2 separate regions of the Homo sapiens genome follow, and region 2 is linked to region 1. A link is a loop called in an ENCODE intact Hi-C map of the cell type or tissue named here. Cell type or tissue: Caco-2. All regions are shown on one strand. Each heading gives the region's core, and the rest is flanking DNA. Links, peaks and the distances in the headings are about the cores only. Region 1 holds the start of LIN28B (lin-28 RNA binding posttranscriptional regulator B). Region 2 has its middle 31 kb from the start of LIN28B-AS1.

Region 1 (15,805 bases), core at 6,612-11,611:
GCAGAGGCAGGAGGATTACCTGAAGCCAGGAGTTCTAAACCAGCCTGGTCAACAAGGCAAGATTCTGTCTCTACAAAAAATTTTAAAAATTAGCCAGGCGCAGTGGCATGTGCCAGGCATGGTGGTGCACGCCTGTAGTCCCAGCTACTCAGAAGGCTCAGGTTGGATAATTGCTTGAGCCAGGAGTTCGAAGTTGCAGTGAGCTATAATCCCACCACTGCACGCCAGCCTGGGTGACTGAGGAAGACCCTGTTTCTAAATAATAATAATAATAATAATTAATTAAATAAAAATTTTAAAAATGTTTATACAAAAACTGAGTTGGGACAGAAATTCAATAAATTTCTTTCTTTCTTTTTTTTTTTTTTTTTTTTTTTGAGAGGGAGTTTCACTCTTGTCGCCTGGAGTGCAATGGCATGATCTCGGTTCTCTGCAACCTCCACCTCCCGGGTTCAAGTGATTCTCCTGCCTCAGCCTTCCAAATAGGTGGGATTACAAGCATGTGCCACCAGGCCTGTCTAATTTTTTGTATTTTTAGGAGAGACAGGGTTTTACCATGTTGGCCAGGCTGGTCTCAAATTCCTGACCTCAAGTGATCCACCCCCCTCAGCCTCCCAAAGTGCTGGGATTACAGGCATGAGCCACCATGCCCAGCCAATTCAATAAATTTCTGACAAGACATATGAACATCAATAAGCCTAATTATGCCCTTTAAGTAAGTGGTGAGTTTACAGCACATGAGAAAATACCATAATGATAAATGAAATTAATATTATATTGAAGATTAGTAAAATGCATATGAATTAATCTCATTAACAAGCACAGACACTACTAGGATAAAGGTTAATTTCCAGGTAGAAAAAAAAACTAAAGAAAACCAGAGTGAGGCCAGGCATGGTGATTCACGCCTGTAAATCTCTGTAACTTTGGCAGGCTGAGGTGGGAGGATCCCTTGAGCCCAGGAGTTCAAGACCAGCCTGGGCAACATGGGGAGACCCCGTCTCTACAAATATAATAAAAAATATCAGCCAGAGGTTGGGCGCGGTGGCTCACGCCTGTAATCCCAGCACTTTGGGAGGCCGAAGTGGGCGGATCACAACGTCAGGAGATTGAGACCATCCTGGCTAACTCGGTGAAACCCCATCTCTACTAAAAATACAAAAAATTAGCCGGGCGTGGTGGCGAGTGCCTGTAGTCACAGCTACTCTGGAGGCTGAGGCAGGAGAATGGCGTGAACCTGGGAGGCGGAGCTTGCAGTGAGCCGATACAGCACCACTGCACTCCAGCCTGGGCAATGTAGCGAGACTCTGTCTCAAAAAAAAAAAAAAAAAAAATCAGCCGGGCATGGTGATGCACACCTAGAATCCCAGCATCTCAGAAGGCTCAGGTGGGATAATTGCTTGAGTCAGGAGTTTGAGGTTGCAGTGAGCCATGATCCCACCACTGCACTCCAGCCTGAGCAAGAGCAATACTCTGTCTCAAAACAAAAACCAGAAAAACTCTTATAATTAAAATGATTAATAAAAACATAGCTCTTGAAAAAAAGATAAAAACTAAAACCTGAGATTGTTACAGTTTTTAAATTATTTTCATGTGTATTATTTCAATTGACCCTTACCATAACCCTCTAAAATAAAGATGAAAAATATTATTTATCACATTTTACCCATAAGAACACTGAAGCTCCCTGGAAGTGACCAGCCAAAAGTTATAAACCAACCAACTGGCAGAGCCGAAGCCAAACACTCATTCCCATGGTTTTTTTTCTCACAATACCACACTACTTCTCCTTTATAATACTAATTATGTACAACACACATTGAGTCCCTACTATCTGCCAAGTTTGTGTTAGGTGCTTTACATATGTAATAACATGTAATCCTCCTAACAGCCCTATACAAAGTGGGTACTATTTTTGTCCTCCGATTTATAGGCCATTGAGACACTGACAAGGTAACTTACTTCCCTTACAGGTATCTAATAAACTGGGATTTGAATACTGATTTGACCAGAATCTTTATCATTCTATACTATCTTACAAAGATTAAATAATTATTAACCAAAAAATGGTATTAAATTATCACAACAGGCCTATTTAAAACAGTATTTTTTCTTTAGCTTATAATGAATACACATGCATATGTACACAGGTAAAATCTTACACAGGTAAAATCTTATGTTACAACAATTATTAAAACCAAAATATCTGCATAACAAAAATATTTCCAAGCTGCAGTTTACACCCTGATACTTTAAACAATATTCTAGGCCTGGCACTGTTGCTCATGCCTGTAATCCCAGGACTTTGGGAGGCCAAGGCAGGAGGATCACTTGAGCCCAGGAAGTCAAGGCTTCAGTAAGCTATGATCCTGCCACTGCACTCTAGCCTAGGCAACAGAGTGAGACCAGATCTCAAAAAAAATAATAATTTTAGAGACCATCTTGCTCTGTCGTCCAGACTGGAGTGCAATGGAGTGATCTCAGCTCATTGTGGCCTCTGTCTCCTGGGCTCAAGAAGTGATCCTTTTACCTCAGGCTCCCTGATATTTGGGACCACAGGTGCATGCCATCAGGCCTAGCTAATTTTTTTGGTAGGGACGGAGTTTTGCCATGTTACCCAGGCTGGTCTAAAACTCCTGGGCTCAATCTGCCAGCCTCAGCCTCCCAAAGTGCTGGGATTACAGGCATGAGCCACCATGCTCAGCCAAAAGAATTATTTTAAATAACAAAAACAATATTCAATGCCACAAAACTATAATGAAAAGCCTTAACATCAACTGTAATGGAAATTAAACTATTAATATACAACACATTTTGGCCAATTTTAAAGAAAGCACATAAAAGACCAGCTTAATTATCCACCATGAGTATACACCACTGAAAATAACTTATCCATTATTCTTTTGGCAAAGACCAGTTTACATTAGTTTATTTTCTCAACAGACACTTACTAGGCAGTTATATAACATTACCTCTACTCTTCAAAACAACTTTAAAAGTTAGGTATTACTCCAGGTAACAGAAAATTATAGAAAAAATTATAACACTAAATCTATCAATTATTTGTAAATCTTATTTAGAAAATATTTCCAAATTGTCAAATATTTAGATATTGGAAAAGAAGAAGCAATAATCAGACTGTCCTCCAATTTGAGATAAATGATTAGATGTATCCTGATGTATCAAAATGCAACATGGTACTTTCATTACTTGTTTGATAAACTACTCATTAAAAGATCATTTTTAAATGTACCCCACTGACCTGCAATGTACTTTCTTAAACACATTACTGTTATCAACTTTTATGATATTAGAAGATGCTATAATCAATTATTTTAGGGAGGAATATAAATCAGTTGAATTTCTTATGCATTGTATATGGTACAATGCCATCTATTGTAACTATGTATTAAATAAGCTGAACTTCCTGTTACTCAAAACTCAGGGGAAATAGCTCAAAGTATAAAGAACTGATAGTCTTTGATAATGATAAAATATCCCATATTTCATTCCAAATCAAGTCTATAGAATATAACATTTAAGATAACTTTCCAGTTTAATTGATCAGAAGTATCTTCACTTTGTTTAGGTTATTCTCAGTTTAGAAGTAAGAATATAGTACATCAAGCTGGACACAGTGGTGCATGCCTGTAGTCACAGCTATTAGGGAGGCTGAGGAGGGAGTATCTCTTGAGACTAGCTAGGAGTTCCAGGTCAGCCTGGGTAACTTAGTCTCAAAAAAACAAAAACAACACAGTGCATCTTATTTTTAAGTAGCAACTTTTAAGTTAATCACAAACCAAAAGAGCTGCTCGGTTAAAATAGACATAACTATCTGTAATATTTCTAACTATCTCTGAATAGGAAGAATTAAACCAAATCCAAATAATGTTTTGTTGCTGCCTGAAAGCGACAAAAATTACAGTGAAGGACTCAATTTTTAATCTACCAAGGTGAACGCAGATAACAAATAAGCTTTTAATTTCTCATGAAACCTAAGAACTCTAAGATAAGTTAAAGACATGCTTTAAAAGGTTACACTGAATACTTGTAAGTGGTTTGACACTCATATTTTTATTTAAAAAATTATTCTTTGATTTACTGCATTCATTTGTTGTGAATAGTCTTTTAAAATAAAAGAGGAATTGAAAATTAGCGAGAACATGCAACACCAAAGGCTAACACTAATATAAACTATGGACTCTGTGTGATTATGATGTGTCAATGTACATTCATTAATTGAAACAAATGTGCCACTCTTGGTAGGGGATGTTGATAATGGAGGATGCTATGCATTTGAAGGGGCAAGGGTACATGGAAAAATCTATGTATTTTCCTCTTAATTTTGCTGTGAACCTAAAACTGCTCTTTAAAAAGGCAGGAGAAAAATATTTAAGAAGTACACCAATAATCTTTAAAACAGGAGAAAGGCCTACATCTTCAATATGTACCCAATTCACATTTCACATTTAAATTGAATCAGAATGTCTTTGTAGGACTTAAATACATGAAAAAGAGTCTGAGAAATGCACCACCACTTGAAAATCAAAAGTATCTTTAGGGCTACATTAAGAAATCTTATAAAATTTTGTTTTATAATAAATGCCTGGCCAGGAGCGGTGGCTCACGCCTGTAATCCCAGCACTTTGGGAGGCCGAGGTGGGTGGATCATGAGGTCAGGAGATCGAGAGCATCCTGGCTAACACAGTGAAACCCCGTCTCTACTAAAAATACAAAAAATTAGCCGGGCGTGGTGGCGGGCGCCTGTAGTCCCAGCTACTCAGGAGGCTGAAGCAGGAGAATGGCGTGAACCCGGAAGGCGGAGTTGCAGTGAGCAGAGATCGCGCCACTGCACTCCAACCTGGGCGACAGAGCCAGATACTGTCTCAAGAAAAAAATTAAAAATAAAATGCCTTTAAATGTGATGTTATGATTAAACGGCCTTAAAGCACTCAGCTTGAGATTCTCTGAAAATGGTCAACTGGGCAATTCATCTTAAAAATCTGGTAGGTTATAAACCATTTTAAAAATATTAAAATACGTAACTCACTATACAAATGAGCTGCTTATGTTCACATTTTCAAGTTTCCAAGATGTCTAATTTTTTTTAATTGGCATTTTAAGCAGCCCAGAGAATAACAATAATCACACATATTCTTCATGTGAAAAATGATTTTATGCTTAACTATAACAAAACTAAACATGGTTAATTAATTAGCAATGAAATATTACGAAAAGCCCTTAAAAATGAATATACTGAAATAAATTTGTTTTCCTACATTGTATAATTAATTAAATACATAAGAACTCTATATTAGATCAATTGATTGAACTATGTGTAAGAAATTTTTCATATATTTAAGCACTAGTCATCTCTAAATGTTTTCATATCTCATACTGTTAATGCTTTAACTCAGTAACAATAATGATTTTATTTTTTCTATTTCCATTACTCCTTGAGATATTTTTGAAGCAAAGGAACATAAAATATATAAAGCCTTTCTAATGTGGGCATTTGAATTATCCATAAAGATCAAAATCTAATTCAAAAATAAAGACCATAAGAAGAAAACACCAATACTTGTAAGGTAAATGAAGATGAATAAAGGTAAATTATTAATAAATATTTAGGCCTACTGAGTAATGGTAGCTAAATTGCAGTCATTTTGAAATTACTCTTTCTCTTTGAGAAAAAAAGAGATACATACATTATGCATACATTATGAAATAAATGAAATACATTTATGTAAACAATTGTATCATATTTGATGGCAAGGAATGCCAAGTATATATACACCCAATATGTGAAGTATTATTAAGCACATAAGCTGAGGAGAGAGTAATAAGGAGAATGTATTCTACACCTTCCCAGAACAAAATCAAATTCAAATGATCATTTCATCTTATTAGGTAAGATAATGACTTTGGAAATAAATATCAAAATCTATAGAAAAACCTATATAACAAACATCAACAGGTAGTTATTAGGTTAACGTTGCCCTTCTCCAAAAGAGATCTAATATTTAATTACCATTCTATTCCTCTAAAGTACCATCAAATATTTAAGTCTTATTAAAAACTTTTAACATTTCAAAAAACTGCCAGTAACATTTTCCAGGTAATGTAAATGTTATCCTACAATCTAACTGTGATTTTAAAAAACATAAGAAACTGGTAAGAGTATTAATTACTTGCACTTACAAAATAATCATATTCTGATTTATGAAATCACCTTAGTAAAAATTTAGACTTAAAGCCGGGCGCGGTGGCTCACGCCTGTAATCCCAGCACTTTGGGAGGGGGAGGCAGGCAGATCACAAGGTCAGGAGCTCGTGACTAGCCTGGCCAACATAGTGAAACCCCATCTCTACTAAAAATACAAAAAATTAGCTAGGCGTGGTGGCGGGCACCTGTAATCCCAGCTACTCAGGAGGCTGAGGCAGAAGAATCGCTTGAACTCGTGAGGTGGAGGTTGCAGTGAGCCGAGATCTCACCACTGCACTCCAGCCCGGGTGACAGTGTGAGACTCCACCTCAAAAAAAAAATAAAAGAATTTAGACGTAACAAATTTGTATTAACCACGTATATCCTTACTTCATTTGAAACAAATCTGTGTTTGTATTACTCGAGAAATTCTTAAATATATTTAAAAATAAAATCATCAAAATTGTCCTATTTTATTAAACATTTTTTAAAAACTTCAACAGTGAGATATGACAAAATTCACAAATATAATACTTACATATTTTGTTAATTTTTTAAAAATAAAATATTCATTATTGAACTATATCAATGTTTCACAATTAACATGGGTCAGAATATATATTTTCACATCATAAAAATATGATTATTTAAATTACAAATTAACATTAGAAAATCAAATGAAGACTGTCATTTTAAACCATCAATGGTTACATACCATCCTCAAATAGCAGAATCTCACAGCATTTATCAACATGTCTAAAGAGAGACTAAAGAGAGACAAAGTACAGCACCTAGGCATGTGTTTCTTTTTGAGGATTTGGTGACATCACAGGAACTACAAGAAAGTTTGATGGTATTACTGCCAATAAATTTTAAGTAGAGTTATGTAACTATAAATATACATAACTACAAATACACAGCTCAATTTTAAAACACACACATATATATATTCTCTTTATTTTGAAGCAACTGAATATGTTTTGATATGCTGTTACATGCAATCAATATTTTTAAGAGAAAAAGTATCCTAGGTTCCTCAGCATAAATTTTTATGTATTTATTAAGGACACAAATAATTTGTTTTTTATTTCTCCAAATATACATTATTAAAAATGTTTCAGAATACTTCAAAAAAAAAATCCAGTGACACATGTACTTCCAAACACTTCAAAAAAAACTATGTCATATATTTTAAAAATTTTGAGTAGACATAGGTCCAGTTGAACATTTAAAATTCCTAATCACCTATGATACATATCCTTTCACAACAAAATAGTACATAGACATAAAACCTGGTATGTTTTCAAAAATGCTTATAAAACTAAAAAGGCCTCTAAAATAATAATAAAAATGTTTTTTAAAATTCTATGAAATCGTCTTGAATTGCAACCTTATTCCATAAGTGATGCACACATAATACCTGTATCATTTACAACCATCTGTTACTTGTAGTTGCTTAGCTAACATCAGTAGGATTCCTGCCTTCTTCAAAACAATTATTCATACAATTTATATACAATTTATGTATATTACAATATAAGAAACCTCTTTAACTAGGCATCATTTAATACTGTCCTTTTAATATATACATGAACTGTATGTATATACTACTGTATGTAACTGAATATTAAGTCAACTATTTAAAAATCAATGTTTATAGTATAGAAACAGCTATATATTTAAAAAACTTCAGCAGCTACATGTTTTAATTCAGTGAATAGAGGAATGTTTATCAATATATAATCATTAAATAGTATAAACACAAATGTCTTGTTGTTCTAAACATTAACATTGGTTAATAAAATATCTTAACATTTGATGAATATTTTAGAAGGTAAACATAGAAAATCAAATTATAAAAAGGCGTGACCAGACAAAGAAGGGTTATTTTTTTCATTCATCTATAAAACAAATTTATGAGATCATAAAAAACAATTTAACAACCTAAAGAAGGTTCAAAGGTGGAAGAAAGAGCCTGAGAGAAAATGGATTTGTCTATGATTTTTGTCATCCAGTCTTAGAGGGGAAAAAACAGAAAATGTAGCTTCATTTTGCACTATAAAATAGGAAGCATAAAATCCAGTAGTCTGTATGTGGACTTGTATTTGTGTACTTAAACCCTGTTTCAATTCACAGATTATGCTGATCCTTCCACATATAAACAGCCAATAATGATGGCCAGGCCTTCAGGAAAGGAAAACACACACCACACAGCAAGGTCAGGAAGCTACCAAGCACCACAGGACAACAGATCAAAACAGAATGGTTTCATATGTTTCTATTGTTTATATATTTAATTTGAAGATGATATTCCTTAGGGAAGGGGGTATAAATATTACTAGGAACATGCAACACAGTATCAAATATATACTTTTCAAGCAAATATACCAAATATTTCACCCATGTATCTGTCAGTCAATCTGTAGTATTAACAGCCTTTCATTCAATTCTTTTTAACTTAGATTATCATGCCAAAATAAACCTCTTTAGTCGTAAACCTCTTTATTTCTAACTACAGAAAATTTATATTTACCTTTTTTTGAGGAAACAACCGGCTTCCATAAAAGTATCTTTTTTACTATAAAGGGATTAAGCAGTAGAGAGGAGTAAAGGCAGAAGTATTAATTCATTATTTCCTGGGTAAAATTTTGAAAATGGGAAGCAATGAAATTCTGTTTGGTATTAAAACATCTTTAAAAATTACAACACAATACGAGCAAAGGTGGAAATTTACCCCAAGTAGCAGACCAGCACATTTTAAACACACAAGCAAGAGCCGCCTCTGGCCACATGTTTTTTTGAGTTCAGTCTCTTAAAGAGACAGTATACGTAGACCAATGACTACACGGAGCACATTTCTAAAATGTTTATCAAGCATCCCTCTATTGCACGCATTTCTTTACAACCACATTAGGCCAACAGTGTTCTATTTTATTTTACTATGAAGTCAAATTATTTTGATCTGAATCTACAAAATGATTACAGGACAGGCAGCGATGAAATAATAAAGGGAGCTACTGTGACTAGAGGTGTCTAAAATAAGGCAATCTATACATTTCTTTCCACAGCAAACTGTTTCGCTTTGTTTTTTCAACCTTAAAATGATCATGTTTCTTCATTTTTCTACCCATTCACCAGATACAGGCGACAAAGTATATTGTATAGGTAATACCGGAAACAACAAGAACACTATTTCGCTGTAGAATGAAGCAGGGGGAAATGCTAATAACGTCAACCTTAATATATATAGTGAAATTTCAAATATTTTCTTTTCTCTTTAGACAGAAAACCCAGGAAAAGGCCCATACACGTACCCTAAACGTTGGACTACCTAGTGATTTCAGGGAAGATTTTGTCTTTCAATATACCGAAGGACATCTTATCGTACGTCTATTGGCATAACTACCGATCAGCTCCTCCACATGGAAAAAGATGAAGAGGGGGACAAAAAAGTTTGGCTTACTTGGTGTACAAATACATCGACTGGAATATCCAAGGGGCTTCCCTCTCGGTTTATCATGGAGATGAATCCAAATCCCATGCGCACATTGAACCACTTACAGTGGCCAGTTCCGCGCAAAACCTGGGATTCCTCCTCTGCCGGCTCCGGCAGCTTCCCGGGCTCTTCTCCACCACCTTTGCTAGCCCCGCCTGAGAAGGAACAGGACAAAAAAGTCAGTCTGTATTCCCATTCAATGTGCATTCAAAGATTAAAAAAAAAAAATTGCCTGCCTGGGGTTGGGGGGGAAGGGTAACAGAAAAAAAAAATTTTTTTTAATGGTTTGATTTCTTTTCTCCACAGAAAATACTTAAAATGAAAAGGGTTAAAAGGAAAGCGGGGGAGGGGGAAGCCACACTGTTCTATCGATCACACCAACTTCCACGTTTCTATACATACGTGTACTTATTCATTTAACTCCATTTTTCAGCCACATTTTACATTACAGCATGCGATACTTTACTTGTATATTGCTGATTTAATACTGATCCCATTGACAAAGAGAAATTTTCAGCGAAACTATTCTCTCCGGCGGGCACGAGGAGGAAAGAGAAATCGTGAAGATGGTTTAGAGCTACTAGTTAAGGCACATGGGGCAGCACTGAATCCAGCGTTATTTGCAATGTGCATTCCCCTCCCCCCCATAACTTTCAATTAAAGTTGGGGTGGAATGGGGGAGGGGGCAGGTGTATAAAAGTTTTCTTGGAATCACTAACTGAAACTGCGCTTAATCACACTCACACAATTCAAACAATAGCCCCCTGAAAGCTTTTCAAGTTGTGAATCAGTGTGGGCGGTACAAAACATTTTTGGAGATCTATAACAATAGGTTTGCAGAAAGCCCCACTGCGTGATGGGGGGTTGGGAGGTAATGCCCAGTATTGGGGTAAAAGGGGAAGGGGGGGACGGTCTAAGAAGGGTGGGAGAGGGGGAGGGGGAGGAGAAAAGAAGAAAGAAATTCACAGTAAAACAATAGAAAAGAAAATTAACCTTCGGCCATGTTGCCCCACGGGCCCTCAGCTCCAAACTCGTGAGATGAAAACTTTCCCTTTGGAACGGAGTGATCTTCTGCATCAATCTAACATCTTGATTTTGTGCGATCACAAATTTAGCTCGCATGGTCTAATGTGCTTTCCTTCTTTTGATTTTTTTCTCTCCTCTCTCCAGTTTCTGGCCCCCTGAGCACACGTGACTTTGTCAATTACATGCTTTCTTGCTACTAATTTCACCTCGTATCCTTAAGGGGCTGGCAAGAGGAAGAGATAACCAATCGCCATTTCATCTATGCTGACATCAAAATAATTTATGAATGAACACGAAAAACTCAAACATGTTATCTTAAAGACAATTTGGAACGCTTCTTTAGGATAAATCAGAATGCTGATTTCGTGCTTCTACTTAAACACAATGGAGGGACCTTGTGAATCATAGATTTAGAAAAAAAGGCAGTCATATATGTGCACACGCGTGCCTTACACACAAGCCTGACTAAAATCATGGGAGGGGGTCGTTTAAATAAAACAACCGATGTTAACGCTTTTTTTCCCCTTAAGAATTCAGCTATTCCATGGCAGTAAACCTGCTTGGAACGCTAATTTCATATTTAATTCAATTCTTAGAGGAAAATATATAATTTATAAAAGATCTAATTAAACCTAATTACATCCCCATGAAACTTTAGATAATGAAAACATACACCTAGGAAAAGGCAGAGGCACATAAATTACCTGATTATGCCCGAAATTTTTTCAAATTTAAAATAAAATCCTACTAGAAAAATCGTTTTCACCTTCATATAGTCAAATTGTGTTTAGGTAAACCATTTTGGAAAATTTTAGAGGGGGTTGGTAAGGAATTGTACTTCACAGGTTTCTCTGCCATCTCTTTCCGGGGGAGGAGATGTGATTAATGACTTCCTAAATAACAGCCCAGTTTTCCAGCCTAACATAGAGTGAACCTCAATCAGTGGCGATTGTTCCCCAAGAGCTGGAGGACATAGGGCAGGAGGGGGAGGGGATCGCCAGGCAGGGGAGGTGAAGAGGAGCCGCCAGGATAGGCGGCAGCAGAGTCAAAGAAAGAGGTGGGAGAGAAAAAAAGCCGGCGCGGGCAGGGGGTGGGGTGGAGAAAGAAGGACAAGTGGGAGAAAAAAGGTAAATTCATATCATATTGACTTGTACCCTGACATTTTAAAAGTCCACTACCAATGGCTAGAAGAGTTGAATAAACGAAAATGTAACAACGGATGAAGCTCCTACTGTCCTTCCTCAACTGACCCCCAGTTTCAAAATGCCTACCCCCTTTACCTTTCAAACTGGTTCAAACGATTGATTACAAGATGCTGGCAACAGTATTTCTGCCCTTATCGAATACTATAATAAATATTATAGATTAACTAAAAAGACTTTATTTCCTTTAAAATATAAAATATCGCTATTTTAAAACCTTAAAATGCACCACCAGACTTGCCTACCCCACCCCCCATTTTCTTAAACAAGCAGTTTACCAAGAAACTAACTGTTCAGATACCACTTCCTTCGACAAAGCTACCGAGTTGACCCTCCCCCACCATGCCAGCAATCCCCCTCCCAGTCTCTTCAAACACATCCACACTCCAGCACTGTTTCACACAAGCTAAAATGTAGGGATTATGAATCGAAGAGCTATGGAAAAAGCTGTATACACCTATTTATACTCCCTCCCCATATTAAACAACTAAATATAAATTTAATTGGCTCAGATTGGAAAATGGATGTATAAAAAATAGAAGTTATTTTCAGCTGTTTTTGATAAAAGGTTTAATGAAAACTAATCAATTTGGAAAGATTTTTTTTTTTGTCTGTTATTCCTTTTGTTATTTCTCAGGAAAAAGGGCTACTTTCTCATTTTATTTATTTTGGGAGGAATAATCCTGTGCCAGCTGTTAGGGAGAAAAGAAAAGGTGCAAAAATCCAATGACTTTGAAAGTTTAACAAAAGCTCAAAGCTCTGAAAAAATTATTTACTAACAAAACATTTACTAGGCATTATTTTGATGGTAGAAATTACTTCTATTATACTGATTACACTGACAAGAAAGTAATCTCAATGATGGCATTACAGGCTAAGCTTGTGACATAATATGAAATCGAGAAAGTAATTTATATTTTTTCATATTTTAATAATCACTTTAAAAAATCAACATCTGGTATAAGAGGAAAAAAATCTCAGAAAGTATTCATGTAAATTGAGGTGAAATGCTATTACTTACATAAAAGTAATGATCACAAAATTCACAGGCCAGTATAGTTTAGCTTTGTAAAATATTCATTTAAGTTTGCTTTTAATTAGAAAACAGTTTAATCATTATAAAACCAGAAGCATAATAATGTAGGTAGATTCAGAATCTGTTTATTGTTAAATTTGATGAAATTCAAATTTATGAACATGTGGGTGAAAAGTGGAATACCATAACTGAACTACACTGTACAGTATAGTTATGAGATTCACAGTCTTGCCTGATTGGGGGCCTCCAGTATTAGTGGAATTAAGGTAAGGTTCACTGGAGTGGTCACTGGTGTCAGAGGTTATCGACTCATTCATTTCCTGAGAGGGACATCAGCCTTTCAAGTTGTGTAGAAGGCTTTTTCCAACTGGTAACCCTGAAAAATCCTCTAAAATTCGTTCATGAAGAATTTAAGACAAATGCATTTACATACCTTGGGGGAGGGTAAAAGAAAGGGGAAGAGAAGAGGCGAGGGAAGGGTAGAGGGAAAAGGAAGAAGAAAGCAAGGAAGTTGGAAAGGGAGAGAAGTAAAGGAAGGAGACACATTGAGAAACACAAAATAATCACTCACCAATTTAAGAATATGGCACTGTTTTTTCTGTGCCTTCCCCCAAAACTTTTGAGCCTAAAATCCTTTTATAATATAAATTGCCCATAAGCTTTTAAAGCTCCTAGAGTGCTTCTTTCACAGAAAGTCGTCCTATGAGTCTTCTAGAATGCTTTCCAATTTGTCACTTTCCTGAAGTCTTCTGGTTTTAATTTTTTTCTCATTTCCTACTTGGTTTTAGTGCCTGAAAGACCTGTGTTTGACTCAAAAGGGGTGTTTTATTCCTGCAAAAGCCAAATACTTTATAGCTTGACTTATAGTTCTTTCAAAATGTCTTTAAAATGAGTTCAAGTAGCTACAAAGAATCGTCAATGTACTGGGGGGAAAAAGCAAGGAAATAACCTACCATATGCCTGTTGGCTATCACAATCATCCCCATTTAAAAAACAAGGTACACGTTTTCCCAGACTTTTTTTCCAACAGTACAAGGAGCCGAAAGAGGTGCCAGAGCCCACCGTCGTTGTTTTCAATTATAAGGAATGAGTGACTTCTGTTAAAGCAGAAACAATGCTTCGGTTCTTCTTAAAACTAGGAGGAGGGGCTGTGGCAATGCGGCAAGTGACTCCACCCGTCCTCTCCTCCCCGCAAATAAGGCGGGGTCTGTAGCCCAGCGCTGCCATCGCAACCCGCCTCTCCAGGCAGGTCGCTCCCCAGGCGGCCGAGACCTGAGACCCCAGACCCCGCGCCAGCAGATCTGCGCTTTCCCTCCACCTCCTGCCTCTGCAGCTTCCTCTCACCTTTCTTTCCTCAGTCACTTTTCCCTTTATTCGTCACTTTACCATCTCCTCTCCCTAAGTGGGGTAGATCCAAAGGCTGGTGATTTCTCACTAATTTAGGGACTTTTACATTTGTCATCTTGTCCCCAAGAACACCAAACAAAAGAAATCCCTGCCTTCACTACTATGGCAAAAACACTACGCACAACCTACTATTTTTACTGAATTTCCAGACGTATATCACTTATAATTTGATCCCTTTTCCTATGAGATGCCAGAATCTCCTAAAGCTAAGATAAGTGCGGTCAAAGAGAGGGAATCCGAACCCAAGAAAATGAGCACCCCCACCCCCACCGGGCCATGCCTAAAACTGAGCTGTCTTCCAGCAAACCCGGCGCCGTCCTTTCGGGAAGCCGCGATGGCAAACGTCGCCCTGGGCCTTCGGAGGATCAAGAAAAAACGTCGGCGAGAAAGGGCTGGACGCAAGGCTGGGGGCGATTTTCGGGATCTCTCTCTGCCCCTGGCAAGATCTCTCCCGCCTGAAAGCCGCCGACCCGCCCGTCGGGCAAACTGTCCTGATTCCTTCCGCCGCGTTTTGGTAAACCACTTGGCGGTAACTTTCTTGACATTCCTACGACATGGAGACAAATGCAAGGCGCGCCCGACTGGGTGCTTGGGTCTTGCAGCAGAGGCACTTCAGAATATAGTTGGGTCGCTTTGCTTTTGTTTCCAAAAAGCAAAATTCTATTCTCATTTAATTTCCTTGTCTGGAGGCAAAATGCTCTGGCTTCACACAATTGGTCCAACGTTAGAATTTTTATACAGAGGTAAAAATCTCTCGAGACTTTCATTAAATACCTTAACACACTTTCCCCAGAATAATAAAGTAAAATTATGGAAATACAGAAACGGATTAGCATAAATTTTAAGTTTTCCACACAAATTGCCTTTATATTTCAAAATTTGCCTTTATATTTCAAAATTTCCCTTTACATTTCAAAATTTGCAAATGCTTCCTTCTTTTTGGTCAGTTATGTTTCAGCAAAATATTTACAACAAAATTCAGAAAAGGAGCATTATTTTAAGACTAACATTCTGAAGAAAGAATTTTTTAACTTTTTTTAAAAATTATACATAATAGCTGTAGAAAGTATCTTTTTAAAAACCTGGAATAGCAAAAATCCTATTACATTAACATACTTCTCTCCCAATAAGCAGGAAAAATATTTTCCAAACTGTGCTCAACAAATACTTTCTTAAATTACTTTAATTAGAATAGTAACAGGCTAGAAAAATCATTTAGTACTAAGTTTTACATTACTTTGCCCAGAATGGCACAAAAGGAAGCTTCATGTTTTAGCTGCAAAATGAAAGTATTTTTCAACTGTACTACTTGAACATGTATGTTTCCTAATTTAAAGGTCTTTTTGCAATAAATACCATGAGTCTGTGGAGCAAACACTAAATAATGTTAATATACTATTCTTTCTTCCTCCCTCAAGCAATGAATAAAAGTAT
Region 2 (15,805 bases), core at 5,308-10,307, 50 kb after region 1:
AAAATAAAAGTTAAAATTAAAAAAAAAAAAGAAACAGACATTCAACAGACAATGAGAGGTGAGAGGGTAGATGTTCTCTTAGCACGAAATTCAATGCTGGATTGTTTCATATTTATGGTTTTATGATAATCAGTGTGCAAAAGACCTGATGATGTATTTTCACTGATAACTCATTCATCTATTTATAAATGAACAAGCATGCAAGGTCATTTCTATTTTTTTTTAATTTTTAATTTTTGGGGGTACATAGTATATATATGTATTTATTGCGTACAGGAAACAGTTTGATATAAACACAATGCATAGTAATCACATCAGGGTAAATGATGTCTTCATAACCTCAATCACATCCTTTCTTTGTGTTAGAGACAATCCAATTATACTCTTAGTTATTTTCAAATGTACAATAAATTGCTGTTGACTGCAGTCACCCCATTGTGTTTTCAAATACTAGATCTTATTCATTCTATGTATGTTTTTGTACCCATTAACTGTTCCCACTTCTCCCACCCCACTACCCTTCCCAGCCTCTGGTAACTATCATTCTGCTCTCTCTTTCCATGAGTTCAGGTTTTTTAATTTTTAGCTCCCACAAATGAGTAAGAGTATATGATACTTGTCTTTCTTTGCCTGGCTTATTTCATGTTGCATAATGACCTCCAGTTCTTTTCATATTGTTGCAAATGACAAGATCTCATTCTTTTTTATGACTGAATAGTACTCCATTGTGTACATGTACCACATATTCTTTATCCATTCATCTGCTGATGGATACTTGGATTGCTTCCAAATCTTTATTGTGAATAGTGCTGCAATAAACATGGGAGTTCAGATGTCTCTTCTACATACTGATTTATTTTCTTTTGAATATATACCTAGCAGTGGAATTGCTGGATGATGTGGTAGTTCTGTTTTCAGTTTTTTGAGGAACCTCCAAACTGTTGTCCATGGTGGCTATACTAATTTACATTCCCACCAACAGTGTGCAAGGGTTTCCTTTTCTCCTCATCCTCAGCAGCATTTGTTACTGCCTGTTTTTTGGATATAAGTGGTTTTAACAGGGGTGAGATGATATCTCATTGTAGTTTTGATTTGCATTTCTCTGATGATCAATGATATTGAGCACCTTTCATATACCTGTTTTCCATTTGTATGTCTTGTTTTTGATAAGTGTCTACTCATATCTTTTGCCCATTTTAAAATCAGATTATTAGATTTTTTCCTGTAGAGTTGTTGGAGCTCCTTATGCATTCTGGTTATAAATCCCTTGTCAGATAGATAGTGTGCAAATATTTTCTCCCATTCTGTGGGTTGTCTCTTCACTTTGTTGATTGTTTTCTTTGCTGTGCAGAAGCTTTTAACTTGATGTGATCCCATCTGTCATTTTTTGCTTGGATAGTTTGTGCTTGTGGGATATTACTCAAGAAACGTTCCCCATCTAGTGTCCTGGAGAGTTTCCCCCATGTTTTATTTTAATAGTTTCATAGTTTGAGGTCTTGTAATTAAATATTTAATCAATTTTGTTTGATTTTGTATGTGGCAAGAGATAGGGGTCTAACTTCATTCTTTTGCATACGGATATCCAGTTTTATCAGCACCATTTATTGAAGAGACCATCCTTACCCAAATGTATGTTTTTGGCACTTTTGTAGAAAGTGAGTTCACTGTAGATGTATGGATTTATTTCTGGGTTATCTCTGCTGTTCCATGGGTCTATGTGTCTGCTTTAATGCCAGTATCAGGCTGTTTTGGTTACTATGGCTCTGTAGTATAATTTGAAATTAGGGGCCAGGCGCGGTGGCTCACACCTGTAATCCCAGCACTTTGGGAGGCCTAGGCGGGCGGATCACAAGGTCAGGAGATAGAGACCATCCCGGCCCACATGGAGAAACTTCATCTCTACTAAAAATACAAAAATTAGCTGGCTGTGGTAGCACACACCTGTAGTCCCAGCTACTTGGGAGGCTGAGACAGGAAAATCGCTTGAACCCGGGAGGCAGAGGTTGCAGTGAGCCGAGATCATGCCACTGCACTCCAGCCTGGCAACAGAGCAAGACTCTGTCTCAAAAAATAAGAAAATAAAAAAAGAAAAAAGAAAAAAAAATTAGCTAATGTGATTCCTCCAGTTTTGTTCTTTTTCCTTAAGATTAGCTTTGGCTATTCTGGGTCTTTTGTGGTTCTATATAAATTTTAGCGTGTGTGTGTGTGTGTGTGTGTGTGTAGAATGTCATTGGTATTTTGATAGGGATTACATTGAATCTGTAAATTGCTTTGGGTAGTATGGACACTTTAACAATATTGATTCTTCCAATCCATGAACATGGAATATTTTTTCCATTTTTTTGTGTCCTCTGCAATTTTTTTAATCATTGTTTTATAGTTATCATTGTAGAGATCTTTCACATCTTTGGTTAATTTGTAGATATTTAATTTCATTTGTAGCTACTGTAAATGGGATTACTTTCTTAATTTTTTTTTTTTTACCATTTGTTTACTGTTGGCACATAGATATGCTACTGATTTTTGTATGTTGATTTTTGTGTCCTGCAACTTTACTAAATTTGTATATTGGTTCTAATTTTTTTTTTTTGGTGGAGTCTTCAGGTTTTTCCAAATGTAAGATTATATCATTTGCAATCAAGGATAAGTTGACTTCTTCCTTTCCAGTTTTGATGCCCTTTATTTCTGTCTCTTGTCTGATTTCTCTAGCTAGGACTTCCAGTAGTATGTTAAATAACAGTGGTGAAAGTGGGCATCCTTGTCATGCTCCAGATCTTAGAGGAAAGTCTCTCAGTTCTTCCGCATTCAGTATGATATTATCTGCAGGCCTGTCATATATGGCTTTTATTATGTTGAGGTATGCTCCTTCTAGCCCCAGTTTTTTGAGGGTTTTTATATTAAGGGTGTTTAATTTTATCAAATGATTTTTCAGCATCAGTTGAAATGGTCATATGGTTTTTGTCCTTCAGTCTGTTGATATAATGTATCACACTGATTGATTTGCATATGTCAAACCATCCTATCATCCCTGGAATAAATCCTACTTCGTTATGATGAAAGATCTTTTTAATATGTTATTGAATTTCATTTGCTAGTATTTTGTTTAGGATTTTTGAATCAATGTTCATCAGGGATATTGACCTGTAGTTTTCTTTTATTGATGCATCTTTGTCTGGTTTTGCTATCAGGGTAATATTGGTCTCATAGAATGAGTTTGAAGTATTCTCTCCTTCTCTATTTTTTCAGAATAGTTTGAGTAGGATTGGTCTTCGTTCTTCTTTAAATGTTTGGTAAAATTCAGCAGTGAAGCCATCAGGTCCCAGGCTTTTCTTTGCTGGGAGACTTTTATTACAGCTTTGATCTCATTATTTGTTATTGGTTTGTTCAGGTTTAGGATTTCTTCATAGTTCAATCTTGGTAGGTTGTATGTGTCTAGGAATTTATCCATTTCCTCTAGGTTTTCCAATTTATTGGCATATAGTTGCTCATAGTAGCCTCTAATGATCATTTGAATTTCTGCAGTATTGGTTGTAATGTCTCCTTTTTCATCTCTGATTTTATTTATTTGGATTTTTACTCTTTTTTTCCTTACATAATCTCGCTAAATGTTTATCAATTTTGTTTATGTTTTCAAAAAATGAACTCTTTATTTCATTGCTCTTTTCTGTTCTTTTTGATTTTATTTATTTCTGCTCTGATCGTTATTATTTGTTTCCTTCTACTAACTTTGGGTTTGCCCTGCTCTTGCTTTTCTAGGCCTTTAACACACATCATTAGGTTATTTGAAATTTTTTTTTCTTCTTCTTCTTCTTTTTTTTTTTTTGAGACAGAGTTTCACTCTTATCACCCAGGCTGGAGGGCAATTGTGTGATATTGGCTCACTGCAACCTCCGCCTCCTGAGTTCAAGCAATTCTCCTGCCTCAGCCTCCTGAGTAGCTGGGTTTACAGGCGCCTGCCACCATGCCCAGCTATTTTTTGTATTTTTAATTGAGACAGGGTTTCACCATGTAGGCCAGGCTGGTCTCAAACTTCTGACCTCAAGTGATCCACCCACCTCGGCCTCCCAAAATGCTGGGACTGCAGGTGTGAGCCACCACACCTGGCCTCTTCTTTTTAAATGTAGGCACTTACAGCCATAAACTTCTCTCTTAATACTGCTTTCGCCGTATCCCACAGGTTTTTGTATGTTACATTTCAATTATCATTTGTTTCTAGAAAGTTTTCAATTTTCTTTTTAATCTCTTCTTTGGCCTACTGCTCATTCAGGAGTGTATTATTTAAATTCCATGTGTTTGTATCGTTTCCAAGATTCCTCTTGTTTTTAGTTTCTAGTTTTATTCCATTATGGTCAGAGAAGACGCTTGATATTATTTCAATTTTTTCTCAATGTTTTAAGACCTGTTTTTGGATCTAACATGATCTAAGCTTGAGAATGATCTGTGTGTTCAGGAGAAGAATGTACATTCTACAGCCATTGGATGAGATGTCCTGTAAATATCTACTAGGTCCATTTGGTCTATAGTGAAGATTAAATCCAATGATTCTGTGTTGATTTTCTGTCTGGATGATCTGTCCAATGCTGAAAGTGGGGTGTCGAAATCTCCAGCTATTATTGTATTGGGGTCTATCTCTCTCTTTCTCTCTAATATTTACTTTAAATATTTGAGTGCGCCAGTTTTTGGTGCATATATATTTAAAATTATTGCTTAATTGACCCCTTTATCATCATGTAATGACCCTCTTTGTCTCTTTTTATAGTTTTTGTCTTGAAATCTATATTGTCTGATATAAGAGTAGCTGCTCCTGCTCTTTTTAGGTTTCCATTTGCATGGAATATCTTTTTCTATCCCTTAATTTCTAGTCTGCATGTGTCTTTGTAGGTGGAAGTGTGTTTCTTGTAGGCAGTAGATATTGAGTCTTGTTTTTTCATCCATTTGGCCACTCTGTGTCTTTTGATTGGAGAGTTTAGCTCATTTACATTCAGTGTTATTATTGATAAGTAAGGACTTACTCCTGCCATTTTGTGATTTGTTTTCTGGCTGTTTTGTGGTCTTCTCTTCCTTCTTTCCTTCCCTCCTGTCTTCCTTTGAGTGAAGGTGATTTTCTCCGGTTATATGTTTTTTTCTTGTTGTTTTGTTTGTTTGTTTTTGTTGTTGTTGAGACAGAGTCTCTCTCTCTGTCACCCAAGCTGGAGTGCAGTGGTACAATCTCAGCTCACTGCAACCTCTGCCTCCTGAGTTCAAGCAATTTTCTTGCCTCAGTCTCCCATGTATCTGGGATTACAGGCATGCGCCACATTGCCTGGCTAATTTTTTTGTGCATTTTTAGTAGAGATGGAGTTTCACCGTGTTGGCCAGGCTGGTCTCCAACCCCTGACCTCAAGTGATCCACCTGCCTTGGCCTCCCAAAGTGCTGGGATTACAGGCGTGAGCCACTGTGCCCGGCCTGGTTGTATGTTTCAATGTCTTGATTATGTTTTCTTCCAGTTTTATTGAGGTATATTCGACAAATAAAAATTGTATATATTTGGCCAGGCATGGTGGCTCACACCTGTAATCCCAGCACTTTGGGAGGCTGAGGCAGGCGTATCATGAGGTCAAGAGATTGAGACCATCCTGGCCAACTTGGTGAAACCCCGTCTCTACTAAAAATAGAAAAATTAGCTGGGTGTGGTGGCGCATGCCTCTAATCCCAGCTACTCAGGAGGCTGATGTAGGAGAATTACTTGAACCTGGGAGGGGGAGGTTGCAGTGAGCTGAGATCACGCCATTGCACTCCAGCCTGGGCGACAAGAGCGAAACTTCATCTCAAAAAAAAATTGTATATATTCAAGGTGTACAACATGATTATTTGATATACATATACATTGTGAAATGATTGCCACAATCAAGTGAACACATCTATCATCACACTTGCTGACCATGTTTTCGGGGCAGGGAGACAGCAATGAGGTCCCTGAAGATCTGCTCTCTTAGCAAATTAAAGTATACAATACATTATTAGTAACTATAGTCACCATGCCATATGTTAGACCACCAGAACTTATTCATTTTATAACTGAAAGTTTATACCCTTTGACCAATATCACTTCATTTCCCTGCCCCCAGCCCATGGCAATTACTATTCTGCTCTGTGCTTCTATGAATTCATTTTTTTAAGATTCCACATGTAAGTGAGATCATACAGTATATGTCTTTCTGTGTCTAGTTTATTTCACTTAGCATGATGTCCTCCAGTTTTATTCATGTTGTTGCAAAAGGCAGGATTTTCTTCTTTTTTATGGCTGAATAATATTCCATTGTGTGTACATATATGTGTGTGTATATAGTGTATATATGTATATACACTAATTTCTTGCTTTATATTTTTTATGCATTCATTGTATGATTTTAGATTCGAGGTTACCATGAGACTTGCAAGTAATATAAACCATTATTTTAAACTGATGATAACTTAATTCTAATTGCATAAACTAATAAGCAAAAAGAAAACTAATAAAGACTGCACTTTAACTTTGTCTCCCCACTTTTAAATTTTTGGTTGTTTCTATTTATATCTTATTGTACTATGTCTTGAAAAGTTGTCATATTTATCATTTTTGGTCAGTAATCTTTTAATCTTTTCTATTTAATTCTTTTAATCTTTTCTATTTAAGATATGAGTTATTTACACATGACAATTACAGTGTTATAATATTCTGTATCTTCAGACGATTTCTTATTACTCATTAAATATCCTTTCCTTTCAGATTGAAGAACTCCCTTTAGCATTTCTTGTAGAGGTCTGTAGAAGAACAGGTCTGGTGTTGAAACCCCTCCGCTTTTGTTTGTCTGGGAAAGTCTTTATTTCTCCTTCATGTTTGAAGGATGTTTTCACCAGATATGCTATTCTAGGATAAAAGTCTTTCCTTCAGCACTTTAAATACGGCATGACACTGTCTCCTGGCCTATAAGGTTTCTATTGAAAAGTTTGCTGCCAGATGTATTGGAGCTCCATTGTATGTTCTTCATTTCTTTTTTCTTGCTGCTTTTAAGATCCTTTCTTTATCCTTGACCTTGGGGAATTTGTTGATTAAATGCCTTGAGGTAGTCTTCTTTGGGTTAAATCTGCTTGATGTTCTGTAATCTTCTAGTGTTTGGATACTGATCTCTTTCTCTAGGTTTGGGAAGTTCCCTGTTATTTCTTTGAGTAAACTTTCTACCCCTATCTCTCCACCTCCTCTTTAAGGCCAATAACTCTTAGATTTGCCCTTTTGAGGCTATTTTCTAGGTCTTGTAGGTGTGCTTCATTCTTTTTTATTCTTTTTTATTTTGTCTCCTCTGACTGTGTGTTTTCAAATATTCTGTCTTCAACCTCACTAATTCTTCTGCTTGATCACTTCTGTTGTTAGGAGACTCTGTTGCATTCTTCAGTATGTCAATTACATTTTCAACTCCAGATATTCAGCTTCTTTTTAGTTATTTCAGTTTATTTGTTAAATTTATCTGATAGAATTCTGAGTTGCTTCTCTGTGTTATCTTCGGAATTTCTGTTGGCATTACACTGAGTTTCCTCAAAACAGCTATTTTGCATTACCTGTCTCAAAGGTCACATATTTCTGTCACTCTGTGATTGGTCACTGTTGCTTTACTTAATTTGGTGAGATCATGTTTTCCTGGATGCTTCTGATGCTTGTGGATTTTGTCAGTGTCTGACATTGAAGAGTTAGGTAGTTATTTTAGTCTTCACAGTCTGGGCTTGTTTGTACCTGTCCTTCTTGGGAAGGCTTTCCAGGTATTTGAAGTTACTTGGGTGTTGTGATCTAAGTTTTTGGTCACTGCAGTCATATCTGCATTATAGGGCACCCCAATCTCAGTAAAGCTATGGCTCTTGCACACTTGTAGAGGTACTGCCTTGCTGTTCTTTGATACGATCCAGAAGAATTCCCTGGATTACCAGGTATAGACTTTTGTGCTCTTCCCTTCCTTTCTCCCAGAGTCTCTTTCTTTGTCCTGAGCTGCCCAGAGCTCAGGCAGAGGTGTAAAGCACCCCTGTGGCTGCCACCACTGGGACTGTGCTGGGTCAGACCTGAAGCCAGCACAGCACTGAGTCTTGCCCAAGGCCCACAGTAACCACTCTCATCTGCCACCGGTGTTCACTCAAGACCCTAAAGCTATACAATTAGTGGGTGGCAAAACCAGCTAGGCTTGTTTCCTTCCCTTCAGGGTAGTGAGATCCCTCTGCGCTGGGAGGATCTAGAGATGCCATTGAGGAGCCACGGCCTGGAGTTAGAAACTTTAGGAATCTACCATATCCTCCACTACTCTGGCTTAGCTGGCACCTAACCCACAATACAAAGTCCTTGCCACTCTTCCCTCCCCTTTCCACAAGCAGAGAAGTCCCTCCCTATGACCACCACTGCCCAAGGGCCGTTATTTGCCTGACTACTGTCAATGTTCACACAAATGCTCTTCAGTCAGCTTATGGTGAATGCTGTCAGGCCAGGGACTATCCCTTCAGGAAAGTGGGCTCCCCTCTGGCCCAAGACAGGTCCAGAAATGCTGTTCAAGAACTAAGGCCTGGAAGCAGGGAGCCCAAGAGCCTACTTGGTGGTCTACCCCACTGTGGCTGAGCTGGTACCTAGGTTGCAAGACAAGGTCTCCTTTACTCTTCCCTCTTCTTTTCTTAAGCAGACAGAGCCTCTTCCCTTAAGCACCCCAGCTAGGAATTTGCTGGGTCACACTTGAAGCTAGCATGTCTCTGAGTCACACCCAATGCCCATGGCAAGTACTGCCTGGCTATATTATTGAGGGCCTAAGGGCTCTGTAGTCAGCAAGTGATGAATCCTGCCAGTACTAAGTTAAAGCCAGCAGATTCCCTTCTGCCCCAGGGTATGTTTAGAAATGTCATCTGAGCGCTAAGGCCTGGAATGGGGGCCTCGGGATTCTACCCAGTGCCCTATCCTACTGTGGCTGAGCTGGTATTCAAGTTGCAAGACAAAGTCCTCTTTACTCTTCCCTCTTTTTTCCTCAAGCAGAAAGAAGGAGTCTCTCCCAGTGCTGTGAGCTGTGCTGCCTGAGGTTTGGGGAGGCATGGCTCAAGCACTTGCGTGGCTGCCCTGGCTAGTATCTCACTAAGCCATGTACCCCATAAGTCCAATGGTTCCCAGCCCACAACAGCACCAGGACTTGCTTAGGAATTGCAGGCCTTGTAGCCTAGACTGCCTTTCAAGTTTATTTAGGATCCTAGAGCACTTTAGCCCACATTGGTGAGGCTTGTCAGAACTCAGGTTCTGACTGCTGGGATGGGCAATTCCCCTCTAGTTAAAATTGGTCTAAATGCTCCTCCATGGGCACTGCTTGAGTTCTGCCCAGTGTTGCTTTCTGCTGTGACAGGGCAGCTCTAAGTTCCAATACAAAATCCCACAATCACTGTGCTTTCCTTCTCCCAAACGCACGGATTCTCTCTTCATGCCATGCAACTGCCACTGGGGAATGGGGGAGGGGTGGCGTCAGCAATTTAAGACTGTCTTTCCTACCCTCTTCAATGCCTGCTTCAGTGATAGAAAGTTAAACCAGGTACTGTGAATGCTCATCTAATTTTTTGTTCTTTTGAAGGTGCTTTTTTGTGTGTGGACAGTTGTTTAATTTGGTGTTCCTGCAAGGAGGATGATCAGTGGAGGCTTCTATTCAGCCATCTTGCTCTGCCTCTCCATGTTTCTATTATTAAAAACTTCATGTTCTTTTTTTTCCCCCCGGCTCAGTTATAAATATATTGTCTGCCTGTTAAAAATAATAATAATTTAAAAATAAGGTTGATACTAAAGTATCTATGGTGATATGCAGTGAAAGCAGTGCTTACAGAAACATTTATAGCATATATATTAAAAAGAAGATTAAAATTAACCATCAAACTTTCTGTCTTAGGACACTAGAAAAATAAGAGCAAATGATATCCAAAGTAAGCAGGGAAAAAAAAATTAGAGCAGAAATCAAAGAAATTGAAAATAGGAAATAGAGAAAATCAACAAAACCAAAATATGTTTATGTTTTATTTTTATTTTATTTTATTTTATTTTATTTTATTTTATTTTATTTTATTTTATTTTTGAGATGGAGTCTCACTATGTCACCAGGCTGGAGTGCAGTGCCACGATCTCGGCTCACTGCAACCTGACTCCCTGGTTCAAGCGATCCACCTGCCTCAGTCTCCCAAAGTGCTGGGATTACAGGTGTGAGCCACCATGCCTGGCCAAGATGTTTCTTGTAAAAGATCAATAAAGTCAATAAATCTTTAAAAAAAAAAAGTGAGAAAGAAAACAAGAAAAGCTGGGTGCGGTGGCTCACACCTGTAATCCCAGCACTTTGGGAGGCCGAGCTGGGCAGATCACGAGGTCAGGAAGTCGAGACCATCCTCGCTAACACGGTGAAACCCCATCTCTACTAAAAATACAAAAACTTAGCCAGGCGTGGTGGCAGGCGCCTGTAGTCCCAGCTACTCGGGAGGCTGAGGCAGGAGAATGGCATGACCCCGGGAGGCAGAGCTTGCAGTGAGCCGAGACTGCGCCACTGCACTCCAGCCTGGGCAACAAAGCGAGACTCTGTCTCAAAAAAAAAAAAAAAAAAAAAAAGAAAACAAGAAAGAAGAAAGAGGACACAAATTACTAATATCAGAAATGAAAAAAGGGCATCACCACAGATCCCATGGACATTAAAGGATAATAAAGGATTATTATAAACAACTCTATGCCCACAAATTTAGATGAAACAGACCAATTCCTTGAACGATACAATCTGCCAAAACTCACACAAGAGAAAAATGGACAATTTGAATAGGTCTATATCTGTTAAAGAAATTGAATCAATAATAGCCTTTCAAAACAGAAAGCACTAGGCCCAGATGGGTTCACCTATGAATTTTACCAAACATTTAAGGAAAAAATTATGCCAGTTATCTACAATCTCTTTCAGAGGATAGAAACAGAGGGAATACTGTCTGACTCATTCTGTGAATCCAGGATTACACTAGGATTTTCTTGTAATACCAGACAAAGGTATTACAAGAAAACTGCAGACCAATATACTCTCATGAGCATAAATGCAAAAACCCTCAACAAAATATTAGCAAATGGAATCCAACAATGTATAAGAGTTATACACATGACCAACTGTGATGTATTCCAGGTGTTAAGGCTGATTTGATATTTCAAAATGCATTAATGTAATCCATCACATCAAAAGACTAAAAAGAAAAATTATGTCAGGTGTGGTGACTCATGCCTGTAATCCCAGCACTTTGGGAGGCCAAGGCTGGCAGATCACAAGGTCAGGTGATCGAGACCATCCTGGCTGACATGGTGAAACCCCATCTCTACTAAAAATAAAAACTAAAAAAAAAAATTAGCCAGGCGTGGTGGCTGGCGCCTGTAGTCCCAGCCGCTCAGGAGGCTGAGGCAGGAGAATGGCGTGAACCTGGGAGGCGGAGCTTGCAGTGAGCTGAGATCGCACCACTGCACTCCAGCCTGGGCAACAGAGCGAGAGTCCGTCTCAAAAAAAAAAAAAAACAAAAGTCAGCTGGGCGTGGTGGCAGGTGCCTGTAATCCCAGCTACTCGGGAGGCTGAGGCAGGAGAATCACTTGAACCTGGGAGGCGGAAGTTGCAGTGAGCCTAGATTGCACCATTGCACTCCAGCCTGGGTGACAGAGTGAGTCTCCATCTCAAAAAAAAAAAAAAAGAGAAACATTATATGATTATATAAATAGATGTGGAAAGCATTTGACAAATTCAACAACCACTGATAATAAAAACTCTCAGTAAATAGGAATACAAGGGAGTGTCCTTGACTTGATAAAGAATATCTATAAAAATCTACAGCTAACATCATACCTAATAGTGAGAAACTCAAAGCTTTCCCATTAAGATCATAAACAAGACAAGGACATCCCCTCTCACCACTCCTTTTCAATATTTTGCAATATTTTACTGGAAGTACTAGTTAATGCAATACAACAAGAAAATTAAATAAAAGATATACAGATTGGGAAGAAATAAGTAAAACTGTCTTTGTTTGCAGATTATATGATCATCTATGTAGAAAATTCAAAAGAATAGACAAAAAACCTCCTTGAACTAATAAGCAATTATAGCAAGGTTGCAGGATTCAAAGTTAATATCAAAAGTCAACCACGTTTCTGTATGCCAGCAATGAACAAGTGGAATTCAAAATTAAATACAAATACCCTTTACATTAGCACCCACAAATGAAATACTTAGGTATAAATCTAACAAAATATGTAAAAGATCTTTATGAGGAAAACTACAAAACTCCGAAGAATGAAATCAAAGAACTAAATAAATGGAGAAATATCCTATGTCCATGGTTAGGAAGACTCAATATTTTCAATATCCCAGTTTTCCCCAACTAAATTTATAGAGTCAATCCCAATCAAAATTGTAGCAAGTTATTTTGTGTATATTGACAAAGTGATTTTAAATTTTATTTATTTATTTGTTTGTTTGCTTATTTGAGACAGGGTCTCACTAGGCTGGAGTGAAGTGGTACAATCATGGCTCACTGCAGCCTTGTCCTCCCAGGTTCAAGCGATCCTCCCACCTCACCCTCCCACATAGCTGGATCTACAGGCACATGCAACCATGCCTGGCTAAGTTGTTTATTTTTTGTAGAGATAGGGTTTTGCCACATTGCCCAGACTGGGTTCGAACTTCTGGACTCAGCAATCTGCCTACCTTTGCCTCTCAAAGTGCTGGGATTACAGGCATGAGCCACCGCACCCAGATGATTTTAAATTTTATACAGAAAGGCAAAAGACCCAGAATAACCAATACAATATTGAAGAAGAACAAAGTTGGAGGATTGAAACTACCTGACTTTAAGACTTTCCATAAAGCTACCGTTATCAAGACAGTGTGGTATTGGTGAAAAAATAGAGAAATAGATGATCCATGAGCAAAAACATGAATCCAGACACAGATCTTCCACCCTTTACAAAATTTAACAAAAATGGATTATAGAGGCCAGGCACAGTGGCTCGCCCTGTATTCCCAGCACTTTGGAAGGCTGAGGTGGGTGGATCACCTGAGGTCAGGAGTTTGAGACAAGCCTGGCCAACATGGTGAAATCTTGTCTCTACTAAAAATATAAAAACTAGCCAGGCGTGGTGGTGGGTACCTGTAATCCCAGCTACTTGGGGGGCTGAGGCAGGAGAATTACTTGAACCTGGGAGGTGGAGGTTGCAGTGAGCTGTGATCACGCCATTGCACTCCAGCCTGGGTGACAAGAGAGAAACTTCCTCTCAAAAAAAGAAAAAAAAAAGGGGGATCATAATGGATCATAGCCCTAAATATAAGAGGCAAAATTTTTAAACTCCTAGAAGATAACATAGGAGAAAATCTAGATGAACTTGGATATGACAATGACTTTTTAGGGACAACACTGAAGACATGATCCATGAAAGAACTAATTGATTAGCTGGACTTAGTTAAAAATCGAAACTTCTGCCCCCAAAATACAATGTCAAGAGAATGAGAAGATAAGCCATAGATAGGGGAGAAAATATTTGTATAGACACATCTGATAAACGACTGCTATCCAAAATATACAAATACTTCTTAAAACTCAACAATAAGAGAAAAAAAACCCAATTTAAAAAATTGGGTGGCCAGGGGTGGTGGCTTATGCCTGTAATCCCAACACGTTGGGAGGTGGGTGGATCACTTGAGGTCAGGAGTTCAAGGCCAGCTTGGCCAACATGGTGAAACCCTGCCTCTACTAAAAATAGAAAAATTAGCCGGGCATGGTGGCCACATGCCTGTAATCCCAGCTACTTGGGAGGCTGAGGCAGGAGAATCACTTGAACCCAAGAGGCAGAGGTTGCAGTGCACTCTACTATAGCCACTGCACTCTAGCCTGGGTAACAGAGCAAGACTCTGCCTTTAAAAAAGAAAAAATGGGCCGGGCGCAGTGGCTCACGCCTGTAATCCCAGCACTTTGGGAGGCCGAGGCAGGCGGATGACGAGGTCAGGAGCTCGAGATCATCCTGGCTAACACGGTGAAACCCTGTCCTACTAAAAATACAAAAAAATTAGCCGGGCAGGAGAATTATTAAAGTGCGTCTTTTGTTCATTTGTTTTAGTAAAGATTACATGGATAATTAGAGATAGAGTTAGGGTTATTGGACATTTTTTCTTGTTTTTGTAGAGCCCATGTTTTCTTTAATCTCCTTGAGAATCAAAGCAATTATGTAAAATTTTCTTCTTCCCAAGTGTGCCCTTCACCTGCAAATTGTATCCTTTATTCCAGTCTGGTTTTGTTTCAGCATTTCTGTAGCCACCTGCGGCAGGAGAATGGCGTGAACCCGGGAGGTGGAGCTTCCAGTGAGCCGAGATCGCTCCACTGCACTCCAGCCTGGGCGACAAAGCGAGACTCCGTCTCAAAAAAAAAAAAAAGCCAAAGACCTGAACAGAGACTTCATCAAAAAATACGTGTAGGTGGCAAATAAGCATATTGAAAAGATTGAAAAGATGCTCCACATCACATGTTATCAGAGAAATGAAAATTAAAACAACAACAAGATACTACCATACTCCTATTATAATGACCAAAATCTGGAACACTGACAACACCAAATGCTAGTGAGGATGTGGAGCAACAGGAACTCTCATTCATTGCTGGTGGGAATGCAAAATGGTACAGCCACTTTAGAAGACAATTTTGGCTGTTTCTTACAAAACTAAACATATTCTTACCATATTGTCCACAAATCATGCTCCTTGGCATTTACCTAAAGTCATTTACCTAAAGGAGTTGAAAACTTATATGCACACACGTTTACTGCATTTTTTATTCATAATTGCCAAAACTTGGAAGCAACCAACATATTCTTTAGTAGGTGAATGGATAAATAAACTGTAGTTTTTTAGACAATGGAATATTACTCACCACTAAAATTAAACGAGTTATCAAGCCATGAAAAGACATGAAGGGTCTTTAAATGCGTATTATTAAGTGAAAGAAGCCAATCTGAAAATGTTGATGTATAATTCCAACTACACATCATAGAATGTGTGATGGATGGATGGATGGATGGATGGATGGATGGATGGATGGATGATTCCAACTATAGGGCATTCTGGAAAAGGCAAAACTCTGGAGACACTAAAAAGATCAGTGGTTGGCAGGGGTTAGTGAGGGAGGAAAGGTTGAATAGGTGGAGAACAGAAAATTTTAGGACCGTGAAAATACTCTGATACAAATGTTGGATACATGACATTAAACGTTTTTCCAAGGCATACAATGTAAAATACGAAGAGCTAACCCTGATATAAACTATGCACTTTGGGTGATTATCATGTGTCAACACAGTTTCATCAGTTGTGACAAATATGTCACTCTGGTGGTGGATATTGATAATGGAGGAATCTATGCATTTGTAGGGTGATGGGGATATATGGGAAATCTCTATACCTTCATCTTTTTTTTTTTTTTTTTTTTGAGATGGAGTTTTGCTCAGTCGCCCAGGCTGGAGTGCAATGGCGGGATCTCGGCTCACTGCAACCTCTGCCTCTTGGATTCAAGCGATTCTCCTGCCTCAGACTCCCGAGTAGCTGGGATTACAGGCGCCCGACATCATGCCCGGCTAATTTTTGTATTTTTGATAGAGACAAGGTTTCACCATATTGGTCAGGCTGGTCTTGAACTCCTGACCTCAGGTGATCTACCCACCTCGGCCTCCCAAAGTGCTGTGATTATAGGCATGAGCCACCGTGCCCAGCCTATACCTTCATCTTAATTTTTTTGTGAAACCAA

What was found. Peaks named below come from ENCODE experiments on the same cell type or tissue, not always from the same donor. Only the 100,000 strongest peaks of a DNase experiment are listed, where the experiment ranks them.
Region 2: it touches region 1 in a loop (4-fold over the local background); 2 of 110 quality-filtered maps call a loop at or near these places.

The regions. Positions count from the first base shown.
Region 1 is chr6:104,952,149-104,967,953 of GRCh38, reverse strand. It overlaps LIN28B (lin-28 RNA binding posttranscriptional regulator B), which reads right to left and starts at 10,847. Exons shown (of 4, transcript NM_001004317.4): 1 at 10,694-10,847; 2 at 9,668-9,855. The coding sequence starts at 10,703. RefSeq lists enhancers at 9,959-10,896, 10,897-11,834. In Caco-2, for the core only: no CTCF peak of the experiment used is centred there; no DNase peak of the experiment used is centred there; H3K4me3 peaks cover 2,842 bases.
Region 2 is chr6:104,901,196-104,917,000 of GRCh38, reverse strand. No RefSeq gene overlaps it. Among named protein-coding and RNA genes, the nearest start is that of LIN28B-AS1, 31 kb to the left of the region's middle. In Caco-2, for the core only: no CTCF peak of the experiment used is centred there; a DNase peak (open chromatin) is centred at 8,150.